Linked DNA regions of Homo sapiens: region 1 is linked to region 2. A link is an interaction called in ENCODE POLR2A ChIA-PET data of the cell type or tissue named here. Cell type or tissue: PC-9. All regions are shown on one strand. Each heading gives the region's core, and the rest is flanking DNA. Links, peaks and the distances in the headings are about the cores only. Region 1 overlaps RFC4 (replication factor C subunit 4). Region 2 has its middle 30 kb from the start of ST6GAL1.

The links. ChIA-PET counts read pairs that join two places held together with the same protein. Peaks named below come from ENCODE experiments on the same cell type or tissue, not always from the same donor. Only the 100,000 strongest peaks of a DNase experiment are listed, where the experiment ranks them.
Region 1: POLR2A ChIA-PET joins it to region 2 with 7 read pairs; 8 of 35 experiments call an interaction of 5 or more read pairs at or near these places.

Annotation. Positions count from the first base shown.
Region 1 is chr3:186,793,542-186,805,709 of GRCh38, forward strand. It overlaps RFC4 (replication factor C subunit 4), which reads right to left. Exons shown (of 11, transcript NM_002916.5): 2 at 11,042-11,183; 3 at 7,576-7,654; 4 at 3,994-4,073; 5 at 1,117-1,236. The coding sequence starts at 11,172. Among named protein-coding and RNA genes, the nearest start is that of RFC4, 6.9 kb to the right of the region's middle. In PC-9, for the core only: no CTCF peak of the experiment used is centred there; no DNase peak of the experiment used is centred there.
Region 2 is chr3:186,894,338-186,906,505 of GRCh38, forward strand. It overlaps the pseudogene RPS20P14. Among named protein-coding and RNA genes, the nearest start is that of ST6GAL1, 30 kb to the right of the region's middle. RefSeq lists enhancers at 468-988, 2,551-3,071, 3,072-3,591, 3,592-4,112. In PC-9, for the core only: no CTCF peak of the experiment used is centred there; no DNase peak of the experiment used is centred there; H3K27ac peaks cover 1,640 bases.

The DNA.
Region 1 (12,168 bases), core at 3,213-7,212, 100 kb before region 2:
CATTTCTCCACATCCTTGTCAATGCTAGTTATTTTCTGTATTTTTTATCATAGCCATCCTAGTGGGAGTTACGTGGTATTTCAATGTGGCTTTGATTTTCATTTCCCAAATGGATAATGATGTTGATGAGCATCTTTTAATGTGCTTATTACACATGCACGAAATGTCTATGCAGATCCTTTGCCTTTTTTTTTTTTTTGAGATAGAGTCTTGCTCTGTCGCCCAGGCTGGAGTGCAGTGGTGCGATCTTGGCTCACTGCAAGCTCTGCCTCCTGGGTTCACGCCATACTCCTGCCTCAGCCTCCCGAGTAGCTGGGACTACAGGCGCCCGCCACCACACCCAGCTAATTTTTTGTATTTTTAGTAGAGATGGGGTTTCACCATGTTCGCCAGGATGGTCTCGATCTCCTGACCTTGTGATCCACCTGCCTCGGCCTCCCAAAGTGCTGGGATTACAGGTGTGAACCACTGCGCCCGGCCTTTGCCCATTTTTTAATTGGGTTATTTGTTTTTATTACTGAGTTTTTAAAGTTCTTCATATGTTCTAGATATAAGTACCTTTTTAGGTATATGATTTGTAAATATTTTCTCCCACGTTGCGGGTTATTACCTTCTGTACATTGATTTTTGGTAATCTGCCATTAAAGTTTTTCTCCCACCAAAAGTGGCATTAACATAATTGTATGAAAATTATACCAAGAAAACAGATTTCAAGTATTAATGGTAGAAGGGATCTCAGAGTCTTTTAGTCCACCTCCCAGTCTTCATTTCACATAAAAATACATTAGGTGCTATAGCGGTTGTGACTGACTGCACCATCAATTTAAGGTGCATATCAAAAATTAGTCATTCACTTTCACAAATTTTGAAATGTGCTCATGTAAAATTTACACATATGTCTAGGTACCACCAATGTAATCCTGGACCTTTGCCACCTAAGGAGCATAAGTAGTTGATTAAATCCCTGTTTACCTCAGGCAGGATAGTCTTCTAACATGAAAAGTTGACAATTTGGCAGAAATACACTTGATCTTAGCCAAAAGGCTGAGGAGCGATGGCAGAAATACATATTTAAAATAATACATGCTATGGAGGAGGGAGGGCAAATTTACTTACTCTGAGCGACTTCCTGACACAGTTAATTGAGCAAAATTTTTCACTTTCTCTCGAACTACTTGTATTCCACGTTCATCAGATGCATTTAACTCAAGAACTCTTAATCGGAAAAGTTCAGGCCTATCTCAAAATGAAACAAATATGAAACATAGAGCACAAGTAGGCTTAAATCACATTTTAACATTTGCACACTTTGCAGACGTTTAAAATCCACCTAGTAAACAACATGGATAGAAGGCACACAATCACTTTTGCATTCTCGCTTCAGCAGAGTGCTGCAGTTAACATTTTGGCTTTTTTCCATGCATTTAAAAAAATGTAGACATTACATAACATATACAATTTCTTTTCTTTTTATTTTTTTGGAGACAAGGTCTTGCTCTGTCACTCAGGCTGGAGAACAGTGGCATGATGATGGCTCACTGCAGCCTTGAACTCCTGGGCTCAAATGATCCTCCCACCTTAGCTTCCCAACTAGCTGGGACTATAGGCACATGCCATCACACCTGGCTAATTTTGTTTACTTTTTGTAGAGGCAGGGACTCATTATGTGGCCAGGCTGGTCTCAGGTGATCCTTCCACCTTGGCCTCCCAAAATGTTGGGATTACAGGTGTGAGGCACCACACCTGGCCCCACATATAAAATTTTAAATCGATTTTCCACTTTGCATTTATAATAAGTATCTTGGCATATTATCAAAACCACTGTAAATAACATTTTAATAGTCATATGATATTCCATCCTATGACTGTACCATCATTTACTTCACATTCTTCTATTGTTAGACATCTAGATAGTTTTAAATACTGTAATTTTAAATAATGTTATAATATAGCACATTTTAAATTATTTCCGGCCGGATGTGGTGGCTCATGCCTGTAATCCCAGCACTTTGGGAGGCCGAGGCGGGTGGATCACGAGGTCAGGAGTTCGAGACCAGCCTGACCAACGTGGTGAAACCCTGTCTCTACTAAAAATACAAAAATTAGCTGGGCGTGGTTACAGGCACCTGTAGTGCCAGCTACTCAGGAGGCTGAGGCAGGAGGATTGCTTGAACCCGGGATGTGGAGGTTGCAGTGAGCCGAGATCGCACCACTGCACTCCAGCCTGGGCAATAGAGCGAGACACTGTCTCAAAAATAAATAAATAAACAAATAAATAAATAAATTCCACAGGGTAGTTTGCTATAAGGAAACCTACTGGATTAAGGAAAATTAATGGATTAAAACATGAGCAGGTTTTTAAAGTGAGTTTTAATAAAAATTACTAAAAGTAATATATGCTTACTGTAGAGAAATTTGAGAAATCAAAAGAAAAAAGTGGGCACACTGTCAAAGCACTGTTTTTGAAACTTCCCTCTAGTCTTTTACACACACACACACACACACACACACACATTTAAATAAAAAACAAGAGTTGTGATTTAGTTTCATCTCTATTTTTCCTAATCAGCATGGTATCCTAAGCATGTTTATGGACATAAACATTTACATGCATCTATTTTCTATTTTAAAGCCACAATATTAAATATGAAATTCACTGTTAAAGTAAGTTCTTTAAAGACAAACATTATTTCATAAAGGATATAGAAAAAGTTGTATAATCTGGACTGACCTACTCTAAGTAATAATAAACAACTGTTAAGGCTGATTCAGATTGGTTCTATCTGATTGAGTTGTGGAATAATCAAAAAAGTTCTTCTATAATTTTACTGAGAATAAAAAATTGCTGTCAAATAAAATATTAGGCACATAGCAGCTTCTCCCTTTGTCTTTTACATTTTGACATAACTAATAATCCTTACACATTTGGTGATTTCAGTGGCGTCTTTTTTTTTTTGAGACGGAGTCTCGCTCTGTCACCCAGGCTGGAGTGCAGTGGCGTGATCTCGGCTCACTGCAACCTCTGCCTCCCAGGTTCAAGTGATTCTCCTGCCTCAGCCTGCCGAGTAGCTGGGACTACAGGTGCATGCCACCATGCCTGGCAAATTTTTGTATTTTTAGTAGAGATGGGGTTTCACCATGTTGGCCAGGCTGGTTTCGAACTCCTCACCCCAGGTGATCCACCTGCCTCGGCCTCCCAAAGTGCTGGGATTACAGATGTGAGCCACCACACCCAGCCTATTTTCATATGTAGGATTTCAGATATTTCTATCAGTTGTATGTCTGATATTAATTCTGGATAAACTCAAAACAGCCTTTGTTATGTTGGTGCATGTTTCATGTATATCAGACCCAGCCCACTACACATCTTTTAACTCTAGGTAAAGGGCTCCTCTAGAATGGCTGGTTAAGCCAAGATGGTCAATCTAGGAAGAGGAACATAAGAAGGTGACTCACAGGAAGATTTTCTGGTGTACCTGGAATCACACTACATCAACCATCACTTGTGCTCAGGAGACCTGAGGCAAGGAGCTGGACTGGCCACTCCAGAGTCAGAGCCTAGGAAGTCCAGAGCAGGACTCAAGAATGGATGGTGCAAATAGTGCCATCAGAAACAGCAGATTCTATCATGTAGCCACACAGATGTGAACACAATCATTAAGAGGGTGATAAAACTATCAGCACAACTGGACATTAAGTTGGGCCCTCTGGACTCCAAAGTTATAATGGAAAATTTAAAGAAAGTGATGGAAAAAATCATAGGCTCCCCACACTTGAACAAGATTCACAATGAAGGTCACAAAAGACGCAGGCAAGCTGATTTCTTCAGGGGAGTGAGGGAGGAACAAAATGGCTCATGGGATTTTTAAAAATCAGAAATAGAAAACTATCCTACAGAAAACGAAACGCAAATTTTTAGAGGAAAAAAAGCAATATCAGAGAATTTTGGTGTCAAATCTTTAAAAAAAGAAAAACAGACTGATTTCAACGTACCCAAAGAGTTCTCTAGCTGCTGCCAAAATAGTGGATGTTTTTCCAGTTCCAGGTGGTCCGTAAAACAAGAGATTAGGAAGCTGTAGAAATTAAATTTTATTTTTAATAAATGGTATTCTGGCACAAATAGATGAAAAGGAAGATCGAAAAAAATGTCTGTGGAATAGTGCAATGACTTCTCTAATAGGGCACGTAATTTCTAAGTATAAAGTTTTCTTAATATAACTGATATCATAGTACTGACAGATTTAAATCCTGCTTTTTCATATACTACCACTTTTTTCCCCAAGTGTCTTTTTAATCTCTTAAGCTGAACCAATATTTATGCTTGCTCTATAGCTAATCCACTTAGGTGAAATTTTCAAAGCTGGAATGAGAAACCTTTTATTTCTAAAGGGAATCTCAGTTTCCTATCCCACCTCTATGCTCAAGATTAGGTAAGATTTTATATTACACAAAATGTCAGCTGCTTCAAAGGGGAAGCAGACCAAAAGAGTAATGGGATTTGGCCAAAACTGAGGAAAAAGGACTAAAAAAGACATAATTAGGGCTTTGGATGAGCAGAAGTACCAAGAACAGAAATATTAACAAAAAATCCAAAACTAGATATATATTAAGTACTAGGCACTGCTCCACATCATGATTATGCACTCTGTAAGGATGCTTGCATGTATCAGGGAGAATTCATTAGAAGAGGAAAGGATAAAATTAAATCACTAGCTACCTTCTTTTATACCTTGTATCTAGCTAGTTTGGCTCCTATCAAGCAGTCGACTGATCCGTGGTGAAAATTAATAAGTCAACTAAATTCTAATGAGCTCTGTTATGATACTGTGCAATCTTCAGTATGTCCTGTCACATAAGGAAATCAGTGTACACAGGAAACTAGGCATTAGAGTTTGTTTCCACTCTTGCCTAACCCTCCCTCTTCCTGTCCATTCATTCTTCACCTAAATCAGATACCACTCTGCTTGCTACTTAAAACTATTCCACTTAGAAAAACAAAAACAAACCAAAAAACCCTCAGCTTTTTACCATGGCCTAAAGGACTTCCATGATCTGCCTACCACCTCCTTCACCTTCCAGGCTCTAGCTTACAATGGCTTCTAACAGCTTGGCACTTTCTGGCCCGAACATATGTTGCTCCCATGACCTGGAGTCTGATCCTCTTCTTTCTGCCTGGCCAACTCCTAATGCATTACAAATCAGAAACCATTCAGTCTAAAGTAGGTCTCCTCTCCTATTCTCTCATTAGTGTTTGTTGCATTTTGCATTGGTTTATTGTTATTTCACTGTGGGGCTTAATTGTAAAATGCCTGTCTACTTCATTAAAAGACCAAGAACCTTATTTGTTCTATTCACATCTGTATTCTAGCATCTACTACAGTAGTCAATGTTGGCCAAATGAATGAATAAACCAATACATAGACAAATATGTTAATTAGAAGACTATTACTGTTACATTCATAACATATAGCTTACAGAACAAACTATGAGATTCATAACTTAAAAACCTCCCAGGCTTCTTAGTAATTAAGGTCTACAACTATTATTTTGATCTGTGCATCCCTTAACAATGTAACGATTCATCCAGGTTAACTATCAGATACAATAATTTAAATTCTTTGAAACAGGGTAAAATTATTAAACCTTAATTATACACTAGTCTAATATATGTAGTACATTCAAGAACTGTATGTGGAATACCAGTTCTTAAAATCAATTTCTGAAAAAATTATCTTCTTATAATTCTTTAAAACCTTTCAAAATAAATTGAATGAATTGTTTTCCTTTACTCTTTTGAATTAAAAAAACTATTTCACCTCTTTACAAAACTTAGTCTGAAAAGGTGCACAAAATATTAAACTGAAGTTCTTACTTCAGCCTCATAAATTACGTGGCATAAAGTCAAGAACTAGATCTTAGGCTGGGCATGATGGCTCATGCCTGTAATCCCAGCATTTTAGGTGGCCAAAGCGGGCAGGTCACTTGACATGGCTAAACACCATCTCTACTAAAAATACAAAAATGAGCTGTGTGTGGTGGTGCATGCCTGTAGTCCCAGCTACTTGGGAGGCTGAGGTGGGAGGATCACTTGAGCCTGGGAGGCGGAGGTTGCAGTGAGCTGGTATCACGCCACTGCACTCCAGCCTGCGTGACAGAGCAAGACTCTGTCTCAATTACAAAAAAAAACAAAAAAACAAAAGAACTGGATCTTAATCTCACTACATTTGCTGAAGATACTAGTAATTAAATTAGATATTGTCCTGCAATCTGTGTAATTACTATGCAACTGCAATTAAAATGGTATATACTGTTACCAAGATATGCAAGCAGAATATACCAAAAAATAAAATGCTATACTATTATAAAATTAAAAGGTATAAGAGTATTTGTGTTATTTATTTTTTATTACTTATTTATTTATTTATTTTTGAGACCAGAGTCTCACTCTGTCACCCAGGCTGGAGTACAGTGGCACAATCTTGGCTCACTGCAACCCCTCCGCCTCCCAGGTTCAAATGATTCTCCCGCTTTAGCCTCCTGAGTAGCTGGGACTACAGGTGTGTGCCACCACGCCTGGCTACTTTTTCTAATTTTTGGTAGAGATGGGGTTTCACCATGTTGGCCAGGCTGGTCTTGAACTCCTGACCTCAAGTGATCTTCCCATCTCAGCCTCCCGAAACGCTAGGATTACAGGCGTGAGCCACTGTGGCCGGCCAAAAAGGTATAAGAGTATGCGAGTCAAATCAAAACACATACTGGTAAAGAAAAAGATTCTAAATAGTTTTATAAATTTAACTTCTTTCAAAATGTGTACTGTAGTAATATAATTTCAGCAAGGGAATGATGGCAGCAAAACCCAAAAGAACTTCTAATTAAAAGCAGCCAGATTGAGAGGAAGGAAGCAAATCTTGAAACTAAAGCAAAAACCACATCCCACTTCAGCACTTTACTGAGCTGTTAAAGCACTTTGGGCATTCATCATAACACAACTTTAAGTTGCTAATTTTTCACATGGGTTTATCTTATCTCAGAATAATTTACAATGCAAGTTATCCATGGATACTTTATCCCCCAGATCACAGCAGAAGAGAGAGCTATAAGCAGAATTCAAAGCTCGATTTTTTTTTTGTATTATAGGTCAATCCAAATCCTAAAGTTAGTAAGCAATTATACTTTAGAGGAATCTCTGGCTCTTCTTTATAGCACATATTACTACCTATAATTATTTATTGGTTTACTTGTTTATTCTATCTTTCCTTACCAATAAAAACCCATGAAAAAAGGGGCATAGTTTGTCTTGTTCTATGTTTTATGTCTTGTTCTATGTCTATGTTTCATAGTTTGTCTTAATTACTATGACTTTTACTTGAATACTAGGTAACACTGCTATGTAAGATTAAATAGGAGATGCTCAATAAATATTTGAACTAATTATCATTGTACAAATAGTTATCAAGGACCTACTGTACACAGAGCAAGATATTTAACGAGGGCTAGAAGTTATAAAGGAAGAAAGAGGGTGAATAAATTAAGTCTTAAATATCCCAATGACATTAAACACCATTTGCAACTCACATCTGCTCCTTCTAAAGATTTTTTCAGCACTGCAACCACTTCTTCCTGGAAAGCAACTTCATCCACACATTTTGGGCGACTTGCGGGGTGAGAAGGAGGAAAGAGGTTATTTAGTATATTATAGTAGCCACAGAAAACTCTCAAGTGTTCCTTCTACTAAAATACCAATGACCATTCTTAAACATCAGCAATGAAATGAGAAACTTTTTCATAATCGGAAATAGGTGGAAACCCCACTTGTTTTTACCGTAACCAAACACATTCTGAAAGAGTGAAATAATGTTTTACTTCCTTTCTGCATTGCTCGAATCTGTTATACCCACAAAAATTAAAGAAAAAGGATTTTATTTTATATGCTACAAACACTAATTAGAAATTAAAGTGGGGGATTAAGACCATCCTGGCTAACACAGTGAAACCCCGTCTCTACTAAAAACACAAAAAATTAGCCAGGCGTGGTGGTGAGCGCCTGTAGTCCCAGCTACTTGGGAGGCTGAGGCAGGAGAACGGCACGAACCTGGGAGGCAGAGCTTGCAGTGAGCTGAGATCGCACCACTGCACTCCAGCCTGGGTGACAGAGGGAGACTCTGTCTCAAAAAAAAAAAAAAAAAAAAAGAAATTAAAGTGGGGCTGGGTGCGATGGCTCACACTAATCCCAACACTTAGGGAGGCTGAAGCAGGTGGATCACCTGAGGTCAGGAGTTCAAGACCAGCCTGACCAACACGGAGAAACACTGTCTCTACTAAAAATATAAAATTAGCCGGGCATGGTGGTGCATGCCTGTAATGCCAGCTACTCGGGAGGCTGAGGAAGGAGAAGCGCTTGAACCCTGGAGGCAGAGGTTGTGGTGAGCCGAGATCGTATCATTGCACTCCAACCTGGGTCACAAGAGCGAAACTTTATCTCAAAAAAAAAAAAAAAAAAAAAATTAAAGTGAACACCTGCTTAGAAAGCATTATTATTGGCCGGATGCGGTGGCTCACGCCTGTAATCCCAGCACTTTGGGAGGCAGATCACCTGAGATCAGGAGTTTGAGACCAGCCTGGTCAACATGGTGAAACCCCGTCTGTATTAAAAATACAAAAAAAATTAGGTGGGCGTGGTGGCACATGCCTGTAGTCCCATTTGAACCCAGGAGGCAGAAGTTGCAGTGAGCCAAGATCGCACCACTGCACTTCAGCCTGGGCGACAGAGCAAGACTCTGTCTCAAAAGAAAAAAAAAAAGCATTGTTCCACTTTGACAAAATAAGATCATGAATCTTAAGATGAAAAGGGAAAACCATTTAGTAACCTTAGTATAGGTAACTATTTTGGTTAATGTAGTTACATATATACTTAGTATGTGTTAACTGGTTAATGCCAATTTTTTCCATCATCTAACTGCATAAAAAAATGAAGACCTATTCAATTCATTGAGGGCTAACAAAAACAACAAGCTGAACCAATATGAAGTATCATATATAATTTTCATCTTACAACAGTGATTTTTAAGAGAAGCTAGAACAAAGTTACACTTCCAACTCTAAGCTTAGGCTTTGTGCTTAGTTAACTAATCAAAAGTTCTTTGATCCATACTTTTCGATAAATCAGGTTAACACTAGGTAGGAATTATGATTTTTTTTTTTAATGTCTTCTCTTGGGAATCCAGTATATGTTATAAAGCAGGGACTCATATTCAAATACCTGCAGAGATTAAGCAGATAACAAGAGTGAGGAAGGCAGAGTGTGATGCAAGATATAGTAGGGACCATGGCAAATTGAGGAACACACGACCTTTCCAAAAGGAGAAGCAGTACACAAGTCCATATAACTCCTGTCATGTGAGAACCTGCCCCCAGTGTTGCCTGATCTCCTGAGAAGCTGAAAATCCAGACCCTCCTCCACATAATTAAAAAAATCTAGATTTTCATGAGGTTTATTGGTGCCAAACAAAACATATAAGGGGCTGGGCGCAGTGACTCACGCCTGTAATCCCAGCACTTTGGGAGGCCAAGGCAGGCAGATCACCTGAGATCAGGAGTTGAAGACCAGCCTGGTCAACACGATGAAACCTTGTCTCTATTAAAAATACAAAAATTAGCTGAGTGTGGTGGGGCATGTCTGTAATCCCAGCTACTCGGGAGGCTGAGGCAGGAGAATCACTTGAACCTGGGAGGCAGAGGTTGCAGTGAGCTGACATTGCGCCACTGCACTCCAGCCTGGGTGACAAAGTGAGAATCTGTCCCAAAAAAACAAACAAACAAAAAGGCAAGCAAAAAACAAAAACACAAAAAACATATGAGGGCCTTACTCGGCCTATAAGTAATCTGTAAACATTGGTAATTACCGAGGCTACATTCAACCAATAGTTACAATTACTTGTGGTAATATCACTTAGATGACTGACAATTTTATTTATTTATTTGAGACAGAGTCTCGTTCTGTCACCCAGGCTGGAATGCAGTGGTGTGATCTCAGCTCACTGCAATTTCTGCCTCCCAGGTTCAAGTGATTCTCGTGCCTCAGCCTCCCAAGTAGCTGGGATTACAGGTGCCCGCCAACATGCCTGGCTAATTTTTTTTTTTTTTTTTTCCCAGTAAAGAGGGGGTTTCGACATGTTGGCCAGGCTGGTCTGGAACTCCTGGCCTCAAGTGATCCTCCCACCTTGGCCTCCCAAATTGCTGGGATTACATACAGGATTATAGGCATGAGCCACCATGCCAGGTGGTGACTGACAATTTAAATGCTAATTCAAGTGTTGTTTGGACAAAAATGTATGAGCTAACCAAAACTGAATTTCCAGGGCTGGGCGCGGTGGCTCATGCATGTAATCCCAGCACTTTGGGAAGCCAAGGCAGGTGGATCACTTGAGGTCAGGAGTTTGCGATCGACCTGACCAACATGGTGAAACCCCGTCTCTACTAAAAATACAAAAAATTAGCCAGGTGTGGTGGTGGGCACCTGTAATCCCTACTATTTGGGAGGCTGAGGCAGGATAATCACCTGAACCCAGGAGGTGGAGGTTGCAGTGAGTCGAGACCATGCCACTGCACGCCAGCCTGGGCAACAGAGTGAGACTCCGTCTCAAAAATAGTAATAATAATAATAATACTTTCCACCTATTGTAATGAGAAGAAGGAGGAACAGATTACATATTTGGATTTAAGTAGAACTCCTGACCTAGTATTTATAGCCAGTTTACAGAAACTTTTGTTTTCTTCACTTCTGTATCCCAGCCCCTAAAATGGAAGCCTCTGCTTGTAGAGATCTCAGTTTATCTACAAAATAAGGGAGTTAAACTAGATTATTCTCAGGTAACTTTAGTTCCAGGGTTCTATGACTTATATAAGTGGGTGATTTTTTTTCAAAGACAACTTCTAAACAGAACAAAGCATTCCTCCATAAGTTAAAAAAAAAAAAAAGTGATCAGTACTGGTTAGAGAGATAATTTATGAATTATTTTAACAAAGACACAAGTGTTCTTACTATTTTTCCACCCAGGGAACGGGTTTGGCTTTCTTGTTCTCTCCGCTACTTCCCGCACTGGCAGCTACTCCTCGATCCTTGGTCAGCGGGGGTTTAGTACTGATGGATGTACCTTTAAGAAATGCTTGCATGGTACTTCACCCTGGTCAGGTGCAAGACAGAAAAAAAAAGCTTTTATTGAAACTTTTATTGCGAATCAGCACCATAGGAAAGCGGGGGTGGTGGTGGGGAACCATTATGAGAAAGTACAGCCCGAAAATAAACTTAGCCTTGTGCAAAGATGTTACATAATAAAGGACATCACCCCATGACCTAGGACACTCTGAATGCACTGTACTGAGGGCTACAAGAACAGAAAAGTGGTCAAAGTCCCTAACGAACTTAGAATCTATTTCTAGTGCAGGAGTTATAGAACAAAGATCATATGTCACAAAAATGTTTAATGAGTTCCAAATGCATTGATAAATATGATGTTGCTAATGACCAAACCACATGGGCCTCCATGGTTTCTTTCACAGTCATGGGCCTAGCTCTAGCTCAGACCCTGAAATGGACTCTTCGGCAATTAAAGGTGCTCTGCTTGCACCACAAATGAGAACCTTCACTCCTTTCCTTGGGTCAGAACTCAAAGACCTTTTTTTGTTGTTGTTGTTTTTGAGACAGGGTCTCACTCTTTTGCCTAGGATGGAGTGCAGTGGCGGAATCATGGTTCACTGCAGCCTTGACATCCCAGGCTCCTGTCATCTTCCCACTTCAGCCTCCCCAGTAGCTAGGACTACAGGTGCGTGCCACCACCCCCGGCTAATTTTTTAAATTTTTGGTAGAGACAGGGTTTCACCATGTTGCCTAGGCTGGTCTGGAACTCCTGGGCTCAAGTAATCCTCCTGCCCCGGCCTCCCAAAGTGCTGGGATTACAGGTGTGAGCCATCTCGCCTGGCCAGGGACCTATTTTCATGGCAGAGTCAATGCTTACCTACCTTCAGAGACTTTCTGTGGGGAAGGGAAGGTGGGGGACTCTGTTGTTAAAATAGAAACAGCTGTTTTTCTCATAACACACTCACTTGAAGAAATCAAAACAATGCATAAAAGCATGAGAGATTTAAAAAAGTAATACAAAATCCCACCCA
Region 2 (12,168 bases), core at 4,710-8,709:
TCCCTCTGTGTGTGTCTGTATCCTATAATGTCTTCTTCATTTTTTTTTTTTTTTTGAGGCAGAGTCTTGCTCTTGTCCCCCAGGCTGGAGTGCAATGGCTCAATCTTGGCTCACTGCAACCTCCTCCTCTCGGGTTCAAGCGATTCTTCTGCCTCAGCCTCCCAAGTAGCTGGGACCACAGGAGTGTGCCACCAAGCCCAGCTAAGTTTTGTATTTTCAGTAGAGATGGAGTTTCGCCCTGTTGGCCAGGCTGGTCTTTAACTCCTGGCCTCAAGTGATCCACCCGCCTTGGTATCGCAAAGTGCTGGGATTACAGGCGTGAACCCTGTCACCGGACCACAATTTATGCCTTTCTATTACACACTGAGGTCAGAAACTACCGTTTGGGAAGATCCTCTGTCCCTTCATCCTCGTCTGTCTCAGCCTCTAACTGCCTGCCTAGCCACCTTTCTAAAAATAAAAACTGCTTTCTCCTTTTCAGAGGAATTTAATGACTGGGGTGGCTAACTAAGAGCTGTGCTCATCTCAGATAAAGTTCATGGCAGAATCAGATTTTTTTTTTTGAGATGGAGTTTCACTCATTGCCCAGGCTGGAGTGCAATGGCACGATCTCAGCTCACCGCAACCTCCGCCTCCCAGGTTCAAGCGATTCTCCTGCCTCAGCCTCCGAAGTAGCTGGAATTACAGGCACCCGCTGCCGTGCCCGGGTAATTTTTGTATTTTTAGTAGTGATGGTGTTTCACCATGTTAGCCAGGCTGGTCTCGAACTCCTGACCTCAGGTGATCCGCCCATCTCAGCCTCCCAAAGTGCTGGGATTACAGGCGTGAGTTACCGCGCCCAACCTAGACACTTCTTCAAGAATCTGGTTCTAGGTCAGGTGTTGGGAGCAAGCCCCCCAAAATCTGGCCATAAACTGGCCCCAAAACTGGTCATAAATAAAACGCAACATGTCCATAATGGCCATAACACCCAAGCTGGAAGGTTGCAGGTTTACGGGAATGAGGGCAAGGAACACCTGGCCCACCCAGGGCGGAAAACTGCTTAAAGGCATTCTTAAGCCACAAACAAAAGCCTGAGTGATCTGTGTCTTAAGGGCGTGTTCCTGTTGCAATTAAGTAGGCCCAAGTCTTGAGGATTAGCATTCTTGATTTTACGTTATTTGATGCAGAAAGGGAGTCAGATACAATCTATAAGAGCAGGAAATCCCCAAGTATGTTTTAGCAGGGAAGGCATGACACAATTTCTTCAGAAGTAAACTTACCCTCCTAATTATGGATGCCTGGGATTACAATTACAGATAAATAGCATTTCCAAAGACTAAGGTTCTTCCTGCTTCCTTCTCCAAAGCCCTTCTGGCAAAGCTCCCTGAGCCGTAGGTGCTGCAGAGGTGGGTGAGGCAGGCTCGGGGAGCAGGCCTGACCAGAGGCCCAGAGGCGAGAGCAGGACAGAAGTAAGATGCCTTGTCTGTATTCCCCTAGAAGGGAGGGCTTGCCACCCAGCTGCAGGGACTCCAGGGCTCAGCTGCAGGGTCTCCAGGACTCAGTTGATTTGTGCTCTGCCTCAGCTGTAAAGTGGCCCCACACACAGTCATGCCCCCTCCTGGGGCAGCCTGCATCTGGTTGCCGAATGAAGTGGGGACCTAATCTTAGATGCTGACAAGCAATCCTCACTCCCCACCTCTACTAGGGGCTCCTGAGCATTTTGTCAGGCCCGCATCACAGTTCAACTTGTTCCTGGGCCTGATCCTGCTTCTTCCCTTTCCTTTCAGAGGTGCTGATCCTTAATAAGCATATTGTATCCCCAAACTCCTTTTTAATGTCTGCTGGAAAACCCACCCTGTGACAGTGGGTTAGGCGATAGAGAGTAGGCCCAGCTGCAGATATAGAAAGAAGAGGTCTCTCTGGCCAAGTCTAACCCACATCAGCTCTGGGGCCCCGTTTGAGGAAGAGATGTTCTAGCTGGTGGGCAAAGCACAGTGCTGTACACAGAAGGGCCGGTGGTGCTCAGCTCCAGGGGGCCTGTCAAAGGCAATGTGCATCTTAACTGTGATTCTGTTCTGTTCCCCATCATATCCCGATGTAGGCCCTTACCGTATTTCTCCTGAATCATTTTGTAGTCTTCTAATTCTTCTTGTCTTTCACCAGACTGATCTTTCTGAAACCCATATCTGATTATGTCATTCTCTTCCATAAAACCTTTCAAAGACTCCCCTTAAACCTCAGGATCAGGCCCAAATGACTTAACTTGAATTATCATTGCCTTGAGATCTGGCCTTGGTTTGCTGTAAGCTTATCTCTTGCAGCTCTGGACTCAGTCAGCCCCTTTCCCATTTCTCACCATTGCCACTTAATGGTCTGAGGGGGGCTTTTCCTGTTACTGCACGCACCAGAGCCAACAGCTGAAAACAGTAGGCAACAGTACTCTCCCTACTAAAGAGCGCTGCCAACTTAGGCACAACCACCTTCCTGGGGCTTTTTAAGAGTTAGCAGAGCAGCCCTGATGCCCTACCAACCACCACAAACACCCCCCACCACATCCCAAGTCTGGGGAGAATGGAGGCTGGTAGAGTGATGGAGATGGCAAAGGCAGACAGCAGAGTATCCTGAGGACATGGTCTGCCGCATTTCACACTGGAGGGCTGTGCTCTGGGCCAGGCCACTCAGCAGAGGGGCAGACTATTGGGTTGGGAGCAGTGGAGGCGGGAAGATAGCAGAGGTGTGCAATGCCTAACCTTGTTTTTTACTCTAGCTCGCTACTTTAAATTTTCCCTTTTTTTGTCTCCTTAATTCCCAGCCATGTTTCCCATATGAATAGACTCTCCCTGGCTGGGAAAGCCGGATAAACTCCATTTGACCTTTTGATTTACAAGACATTAAGTGCTCCATACCCAACCCCCTTCCTCAAGGAGTTAACCTGTGTAAGCAGATCCTCAGCATTTCATAGGAGCCCAGTTAACTGATAAGGTACTGGAACAAACCATGTATGAAGTTCCCAGGATTTTTCTCAAAGAGATAACAACATAAAGCCTTGAGTTCGTGTCCGGCATAGCATCTATATCTAACTCTAATGAAGGATTTAGAGCCCTGCACCTGGTACCGTTGCTTTTTGTAATCATTTGTCTTTTAAATTGTTTATCTCTCTGTAACCATTTGCTTCTTTTGATTCTTGCATGTTTTTACTTCTGTAGAATTATTGCATTTGAGTTCCCTCCCTTTCCTAAACCAAGGTATAAAAGTTAATCAAGCCCCTTCCTCGGGGCCAAGAGAATTTTGAGCATTAGCCGTCTCTTTGGCCGCCAGCTTAAATAAAGGACTCTTAATTCGTCTCAAAGTGTGGCGTTTTCTCTAACTCGTTTGGGTGTAACAGGTGGACTTCCCATCTGGGAGCACCCAGAAGTGCTCTCATCTGAGCCCATGGCGGACCCAACACCTAAATGCCTGCTACCCCGAGGGCAAGGAGGCCAGGCTGTGTTAGCCAGAGGGTCACAGAGACCACAGAGAGGATCACGACAATGGCTGGTTAGAGAGTGACATTCACCCCATGCCCTTCTCTCTTGTCCACCCCTCACAGGAAGTGCTGGTTGTCATCAGAATTCCAGCTCCAATCTTGATAAGTGAGTTTGAAGGGTTTTTTTGTTTTTTTTTTTTTGAGACAGAGTCTCTCACTCTGTTGTCCAGGCTGGAGTGCAGTGGCGTGATTTCAGCTCACTGCAACCTCCACCTCCTGGGTTCATGCGATTGTCTTGCCTCAGCCTCCCAAGTAGCTGGGACTACAGGCACGCACCACCACGCCCAGATAATTTTTGTATTTTTACTAGAGACAGGGTTTCACCATGTTGGCCAGGATGGTCTTGATTTCTTGACCTCGTGATCCGCCCGCCTCAGCCTCCCAAAGTGTTGGGATTACAGGCATGAGCCACCATGCCTGGCTGAGTCTGAGATTTTAAACTACCTTTTAATAAACTAGAAAGCGGGATCTGAAAGAGGGTGGCTGAAGACAGTAACTCAAAAAGAAAACGATTTTGTGTTTGTGCCCCATCATTATACTTTAGAATGCTGCCATCTTCCTTACACCCCAGCAGGACCACCTGCTTCTCATATCTACTCCAGAAAAGGGTGGCATGTCAGGCAGGAGCCAGCTACACTGTGTCCCTCCAACTAGGAACTTGGATGGGCTAGGGATGCCAGCATTTCTCCCTTCCCTTCGATCTCAGCAGTAACACCAGTTGGCTGAACACTTTCCACTTGCCAGGCAGTGTTTAAATTATTGATGTGTGGCCGGGAGCGGTGGCTCACACCTGTAATCCCAGCACCTGGGGAGGCCAAGGCAGGCAGATCACCTGTGGTCGAGTTTGAGACCAGCCTGGCTAACATAGTGAAACCCTGTCTCTACTAAATATATATAATATATATTATATTTATATGTATTATTTTTGTATATGTATATACTTATGTGTATATATTATATGTGTGTATATATACACACACACAAAATTTAGCTGGGTGTGGTGGCACACGCCTGTTATCCCAGATACCTGGGAGGCTGAGCCATGAGAATTGCTTGAACCAGGGAGGCAAAGGTTGCAGTGAGCTGAGATTGCGCCACTGCACTCCAGCTTGGGCATCAGCTGTCTCAAAATAAAAAAATAAAAAAATAATGAATGTCTGTCCAATTCAAGCTTGTTATTTAAAGAGCAGACCATACCTGCTCCCTGCATGACGTCTCTTACCACCTCTAAAACTGCTGCCAGCCAGGCAGTAATGACACAGTTGGTATCTTTGCAATATTTGCTGATATTGACCCCTCCCTTCTTGAAAATTCTGCCTTATTTGGTTTGTGTGACATCACTCCCTGTGGGGTTTCTCTTCCCACTGAGTACTCTTTTTCAGACCCATAGATTGGTTTCTAGCCAGCTTTCTTGCTATGCCTCCATATTGATATAACCCTGGACTCCATTCTGAGCACTCTTCTCACTTGATTCTCTACCTTAGTAATTGTCTCCTTGACTGGGGCATTAGTTACTGCAGCTATGTGAATTTGATATGTTCAGACAGCCACACTCCAAACCCATAGATCTTTGGCTAATGGTTGGCTCTACCAGAGTGTCCTTCAGGCAACCTAAACTGATCATTTCCAAGGTTGAACATATCATCTCCCATAAAGCCAGTTCTTTTTGACATAACCCAATCAGGAGAATAATTCCTAAGACTGGAACAAGCCTTCTCTCTCTCCCAACCCCACCGATCACTTGCCAAATTCTTTTATTTCTACATTTTTTTTTCTCAGAGATAGGGTCTTGGTCTGTGTCACCCAGGCTGTAGTGCAGTGGTGGTGTCACAGTTCACTGCAGCCTTGAACTCCAAAACTCAAGTGACCCTCTTGCCTCAGCCTCCAGAGTAGCTAGGACTACAGGTGTGTGCCACCAGGCTTGGCTAATTAAGAAAAAAAATCTGTGTGTGGTGATCTGGTGATCTTGCTATGTTGCCCAGGCTATCTCAAACTCCTGGCCTCAAGTGATCCTCCCACCTCAGCCTCTCAAAATGTTGGCATTACAGGTGTGAGCCACCACACCCAGCCATTATTTCTACCTTTTAAACTAGTGAGTCTCAAACTTTGGTCTCTGAATCCTTTTACACTCTTAAAAATCATTGGTATCTCAAAGAGACTCTATGTAAATGAGCCATATTTATAGATATTTACCATACTAGAAGCTAAAATAAAAAATTTAAAAATATTTCTTTAAGAGGAAGACGCGGTCGTAGGTGCGAGGATTTCTGGTCCGCATGCTCCTGCTCCTGACTCACCGCTGTTCGCTCTCGCCGCCGAGGAACAAGTCGGTCATGAAGCCGCGCAGCAGCCATGGCTTTTAAGGATACCGGAAAAGCACCCGTGGAGCCGGAGGTGGCAATTCACCGAATTCGAATCACCCTAACAAGCCGCAGCGTAAAATCCTTGGAAAAGGTGGGTGCTGACTTGATCAGAGGCGCAAAAGCAAAGAATCTCAAAGTGAAAGGAGGAGTTCGAATGCCTTCCAAGACTTTGAGAATCACTACAAGAAAAACTCCTTGTGGTGAAGGTTCTAAGACGTGGGATCGTTTCCAGATGAGAATTCACAAGCGACTCTTTGACTTGCACAGTCCTTCTGAGATTGTTAAGCAGATTACTTCCATCAGTACTGAGCCAGGAGTTGAGGTGGAAGTCACCATTGCAGATGCTTAAGTCAACTATTTTAATAAATTGATTACCAGTTGTTAAAAAATATATATATATATTTATTTAAAATAATAAACCCATCACATATTGACATAACTAATAAGCCCACCACATATTTACAAGAATCACACATTGACACATTAACACTAACATTTCTATTAGAAAACTATTTTCCAAAACAAAAAAAATAAGAAGAGTTGCACTGCTTTACATTTTTGTAAATCTCTTAATGTCGCTTAACAGAAGGAGCTGAATTACAATATCTGCTTCTCTTGCAATATATTCAGTTGCAACCAAAATGCAATGATTTTGTTTGAAGTATACAGAGAAAAATTCATCCTCAAACAGGTAAGTAGATGGAAAAGGTAGGGGAGTTTTAACATCATTTTTAGGTAATTGTAGATACTTCTTTTGTTGCTACACCAAAGCTCAACAAGTGGTAGTTTCTTAAAGGTTAGCTGTAAAGTAGATTCTGAAATCATATCAGTGAATTTTTTGTACTCTGTTATATTAAAATCTACTGGGTTATTTTATACTTTGAATGAATCTTTTACCCCTTAATGCATGACCTTGTGACATTGTGTGCTGGGCTTTGAAAATTTTATTCACTGAGTCATGTATACCTTCCTGACATTGACCCATTTCCCTCTAAATATCAAGTAATCACATTTGATGTTTGCACCACTGTATTGCTTTGTAGGGCTGCCGTAACAGAGTACCACAAATTGTGTAGTTTTTTATAATAACAGAAATCTATTCTGTCACATTTCTGAAGGCTGGAAGTCTGAGATCAAGATGTTGGCAGGGTGGTTTCCTCCTTAAAGGGCTAAAGGAGAATCCTTTCATGCCCCTCTCTGAGTTTCTGGTGGTGGTGTGAAGTCCTTGGTATTTCTTGGCTTGTAGCTGCATTACATCAGTTTCTGCCTCTGTTTTCACAGGCCTACTTCCTTGGGTGTGGCTACATTTCTGTATCCAAATTTATACTCATAACACCAGTTCATTGAATTTGGGGCCTCCTCTAATCCAGTATGACCTCATGGTAACTCAAGTGTATCTGAAAACCCTGTTTGCCAAGGTCACAATCATAGATATAAAAAATTAGGACTTCAACATGTCTTTTTTGGAGCCACAATTCAACCCACAACACCCATTAGTGTCATCAGAAAAATGTTCAAGAATTGGGAACCTGTCAGATTCACAGGGGTGGGTACAAGTCTTCCAAAATTCTAATTTTTACCTGAAAACTTAGTTTTCATCATTGGCAAAAAATACAACTAGTAACAAACACTAAAATAAAAACTAGAAAAATTTGTTATTCTTGAAGTGAGAGGTTCACTTTATTGACTTTTAAGAAAACGTCTCCCAAATATGCAAGTCTGATAACCCTAGTTTATACTAGTAATTTTCTTTCAGGTGAAATCATATTTACCATACTAGAAGTTAAAAGTATGGTAAAACTTTTAATATAAAAGTTTTTTTCATGTTCCATAAAAAAATAAAACGGTTAGTTCAGTTCATAACTTAACTACAAAAGCGCTCTTCCTTGGGACAATCATCATATTTTACTCTGCAACTAAAATGCTTTGTATATCCTTCGTATATCGCATCACACAGAGTATTAAAAGGTTGTGGGCACAGTGGCTCATGCCTGTAATCCCAGCATTTTGAGAGGCTGAGGCAGGCAGATTACTTGAGCCCAGGAGTTTGAGACCAATCTGGGCAACAGAGTGAGACCCTGTCTTTACAAAACAAACAAACAAAAATTAGCTGGGCCTGGTGGTGCATGCCTGTGGTCCCAACTACCAGGAAGGTTGAGGTGGGAGAATTGCTTGAGCCCAGGAAGTCAAAGCTGCAGGGAGCTGAGATCACGCCACTGCATTCCAGCCTGAGCAATCGAGCAAAAACCCTACCTAAAAAAAAAAAAAGGAGGCTGGTGATTCAGGAATGATAGAAAAAAAAGGATATGTACTCAAAGGTAAAGACTTAATAAAAATTAATAATATTTATTGCTTCATAAAGGATATTTAAAAAACTTTTTTTTCCCTGTGAGTTGATGGTGGTGAAGCACGCAAGACTACTAGTGGACTTTAGTGCCTCATTGTACTAAGACACTAACAGTTTTACCCATTATTTCTTTTGCACTATTAGTGCAAATGTCAACACAGTGAAAAACCCAAATATGATCTTACTGTAATTGTGAAAATAGTTGTGACCTCATGGACCCCCTGAAAGTGTCTGTAGACCATATTTTGATAACCACGGTCCTAAAGAACTCTCCACCAACTCTACCTCTGCCTTAGGACTCATGAGTTCTTAGGAAGACTGTTACAGTAATCATCACCATAACCAGTTCTCTCTCTCTCCAAAGCTGTCCCCTTCTATCAGTCTTCCACACAGCCAGAGTGAGCGTTCAGAAAAGTATCAGTGGGACATTCTTCTGCTTAATACCCTTCAGTGAGTTCCCACTGGCTTTAAGGTCTAAACTCCTTAGCATAGGACATATGATGTAAACTCTTCATCTAGCAATGACTTATGTTTTCCACCTGTTCTCCAGCCATATTCTCCACATGTCTTCCAATTCAGCCAGACCAGTTCTCTTAATCTATCATGCTGTTCTCCCTGCCAGGAATATCCTCATCTCCTCACTTTTTATCTGGCTAAATCTTTACTTACTTTTAAAAGTCAGCGTCTGTTATCTCCTCCAGGAAGACACCCTGGATCATCTTCCTGGTTCATCAAAAGGATTAGCAGATTTTCCTTCTCTATATTTCCATGACATCGTGTGCTTAGTTCTATTATAGCATTTTTTTTTTTTTTTTTTGAGACAGAGTCTTGCTCTGTTGCCTGGACGGGAGTGCAGTGGCACGATCTTGGCTCACTGCAAACTCCACCTCCCAGGTTCAAGCAAATCTCCAGCCCCATCCTCCCAAGTAGCTGGGACTACAGGTGCACACTACCATGTCCAGCTATTTTTTTTCTATTTTTTAAAATTATTATACTTTACGTTCTGGGGTACATGTGCAGAATGTGCAGGTTTGTTACATAGGTATACATGTGCCATGGTGGTTTGCTACACCCATCAACCCATAATCTACGTTAAGTATTTCTCCTAATGCTATCCCTCCTTTACTCCCTGCAACCCCTGGCAGGTCTCAGTATGTGATGTTCCCCTCCCTGTGTCCATGTGTTCTGATTGTTCAGCTACCACTTATGAGTGAGAACATGTGGTGTTTGGTTTTCTGTTCTTGTGTTAGGTTGCTGAGAATGATGGTTTCCAGCTTCATCCATGTCCCTGCAAAGGACAAGAACTCATCCTTTTTTATGGCTGCATAGTATTCCATGGTGTATATGTGCCACATCTTCTTTATCCAGTCGATCATTGATGGGCATTTGGGTTGGTTCCAAATCTTTGCTATTGTGAACAGTGCCACAATAAACATACATGTGCGTATGTCTTCATAGTAGAATTATTTTTAATCCTTTGGGTGTATACTCAGTAATGGGATTGCTGGGTCAATTAGTATTTCTAATTCTAAATCCTTGAGGAACCACCACACTGTCTTCCACAATGGTTGAATTAATTTACACTCCCATCAACAATGTAAAAGCATTCCTATTTCTCCACATCCTCCCCAGCATCTGTTGTTTCCTGACTTTTTAATGATTGCCATTCTAACTGGCATGAGATGGTATCTCACTGTGCTTTTGATTTGCATTTCTCAAATGACCAGTGATGATGAGCTTTTCTTCATATGTTTGTTGGCTGCATAAATGTCTTCTTTTGAGGAGTGTCTGTTCATATCCTTTGCCCACTTTTTGATGGGGTTGTTTTATTCTTGTAAATTTGTTAAAGTTCGTTGTAGATTCTGGATATTAGCCCTTTGTCAGATGGATAGATTGCAAAAATTTTCTCCCATTCTGTAGGTTGCCTGTTCACTCTGATGATAGTTTCTTCTGCTGTGCAGAAGCTGTTTAGTTTAATTAGATCCCATTTGTTAATTTTGGCTTTTGTTGCCATTGCTTTTGGTGTTTTAGTCATGAAGTCTTTGCCCATGCCTATGTCCTGAATGGTATTGCCTAGGTTTTCTTCTAGGGTTTTTATGGTTTTAGGTCTTATGTTTAAGTCTTTAATTCATCTTGACTTAATTTTTGTATAAGGTGTAAGGAAGGGATCCAGTTTCAGTTTTCTGCATGTGGCTAGCCAGTTTTCCCAACACCATTTATGAAATAGGGAATCCTTTCTCCATTGCTTGTTTTTGTCAGGTTTGTCAAAGATCAGATGCTTGTAGATGTGTGGTATTATCTCTGAGGCCTCTGTTCTGTTCCATTAGTCTATATATCTGTTTTGGTATCAGTACCATGCTGTTTTGGTTACTGTAGCCTTGTAGTATAGTTTGAAGTCAGGTAATGTGATGCCTCCAGCTTTGTTCTTTTTGCTTAGGATTGTCTTGGCAATGTGGGCTCTTTTTTAGTTTCATATGAAATTCATACTAGTTTTTTTCCAATTTTTTGAAGAAAGTCAATGGTAGCTTGATGGGGACAGCACTGAATCTATAAATTACTTTGGGCAGTATGGCCTTTTTAACGATATTGATTCTTCTTATCCATGAGCATGGAATGTTCTTCCATTTGTTTGTGTCCTCTCTTATTTCATTGAGCAGTGATTTGTAGTTCTCCTTGAAGAGGTCCTTCACATCCCTTGTAAGTTGGATTCCTAGGTATTTTATTCTTTTTGTAGCAATTGTGAATGGCTCTCTGTTTGTCTGTTATTGGTGTATACGAATGCTTGTGATTTTTGTACATTGATTTTGTATCCTGAGACTTTGCTGAAGTTGCTTATCAGCTTAAGGAGATATTGGGCTGAGATAATGGGGTTTTCTAAATATACAATCATGTCATCTGCAAACAGAGACAATTTGACTTCTTCATTTCCTAATTGAATACACTTTATTTCTTTCTCTTGTCCAATTGCCCTGGCCAGAACTTCCAATATTATGTTGAATAGGAGTGGTAAGAGAGGGCATGCTTGTCTTGTGCCGGTTTTCAAAGGGAATGCTTCCAGTTTTTCCCCATTCAGTATGATATTGGCTGTGGGTTTGTCATAAATAGCTCTTATTATTTTGAAATACGTTCCATCAATACCAAGTTTATTGAGAGTTTTTAGCCTGAAAGGCTATTGTATTTTATCGAAGGCCTTTTCTGCATCTATTGAGATAATCATGTGGTTTTTGTCATTGGTTCTGTTTATGTGATGGAGTACGTTTATTGATTTGCATATGTTTAAACAGCCTCGCATCCCAGGGATGAAGCCAACTTGATCTTGGTGGATAAGCTTTTTGATGTGCTGTTGGGTTTGGTTTGCCAGTATTTTATTGAGGATTTTCGCATGGATGTTCATCAGGAATATTGGCCTGTAATGTTCTTTTTTTTTGTTGTGTCTCTGCCAAGTTTTGGTATCAGGATGATGCTGGCCTCATAAAATGAGTTAGGGAGGATTCCCTCTTTTTCTATTGTTTGGAATCATTTCAAAAGGAATGGTACCAGCTCCTCGTTGTACCTCTGGTAGAATTCGGCTGTGAATCCGTCTGATTCTGGATTTTTTTTGGTTGGTAGATTATTAATTACTGCCTCAATTTCAGAGCCTGTTATTGGTCTATTCAGGGACTCGACTTCTTCCTGGTTTAGTCTTGAAAGGGTGTATGTGTCCAGGAATTTATCCATTTCTTCTAGATTTTCTAGTTTATTTGCACAGTGGTGTTTATAGTATTCTCTGATGGTAGCTTGTATTTCTGTGGGATCAGTGGTGATATCCCCTTTATCATTTTTTATTGCTTCTGTTTGATTCTTCTCTCTTTTCTTCTTTATTAGTCTGGCTAGCAGTCTATCTGTTTTGTTGATCTTTTCAAAAAACCAGCTTCTGGATTCATTTATTTTTTTGAAGGTGTTTTTGTGTC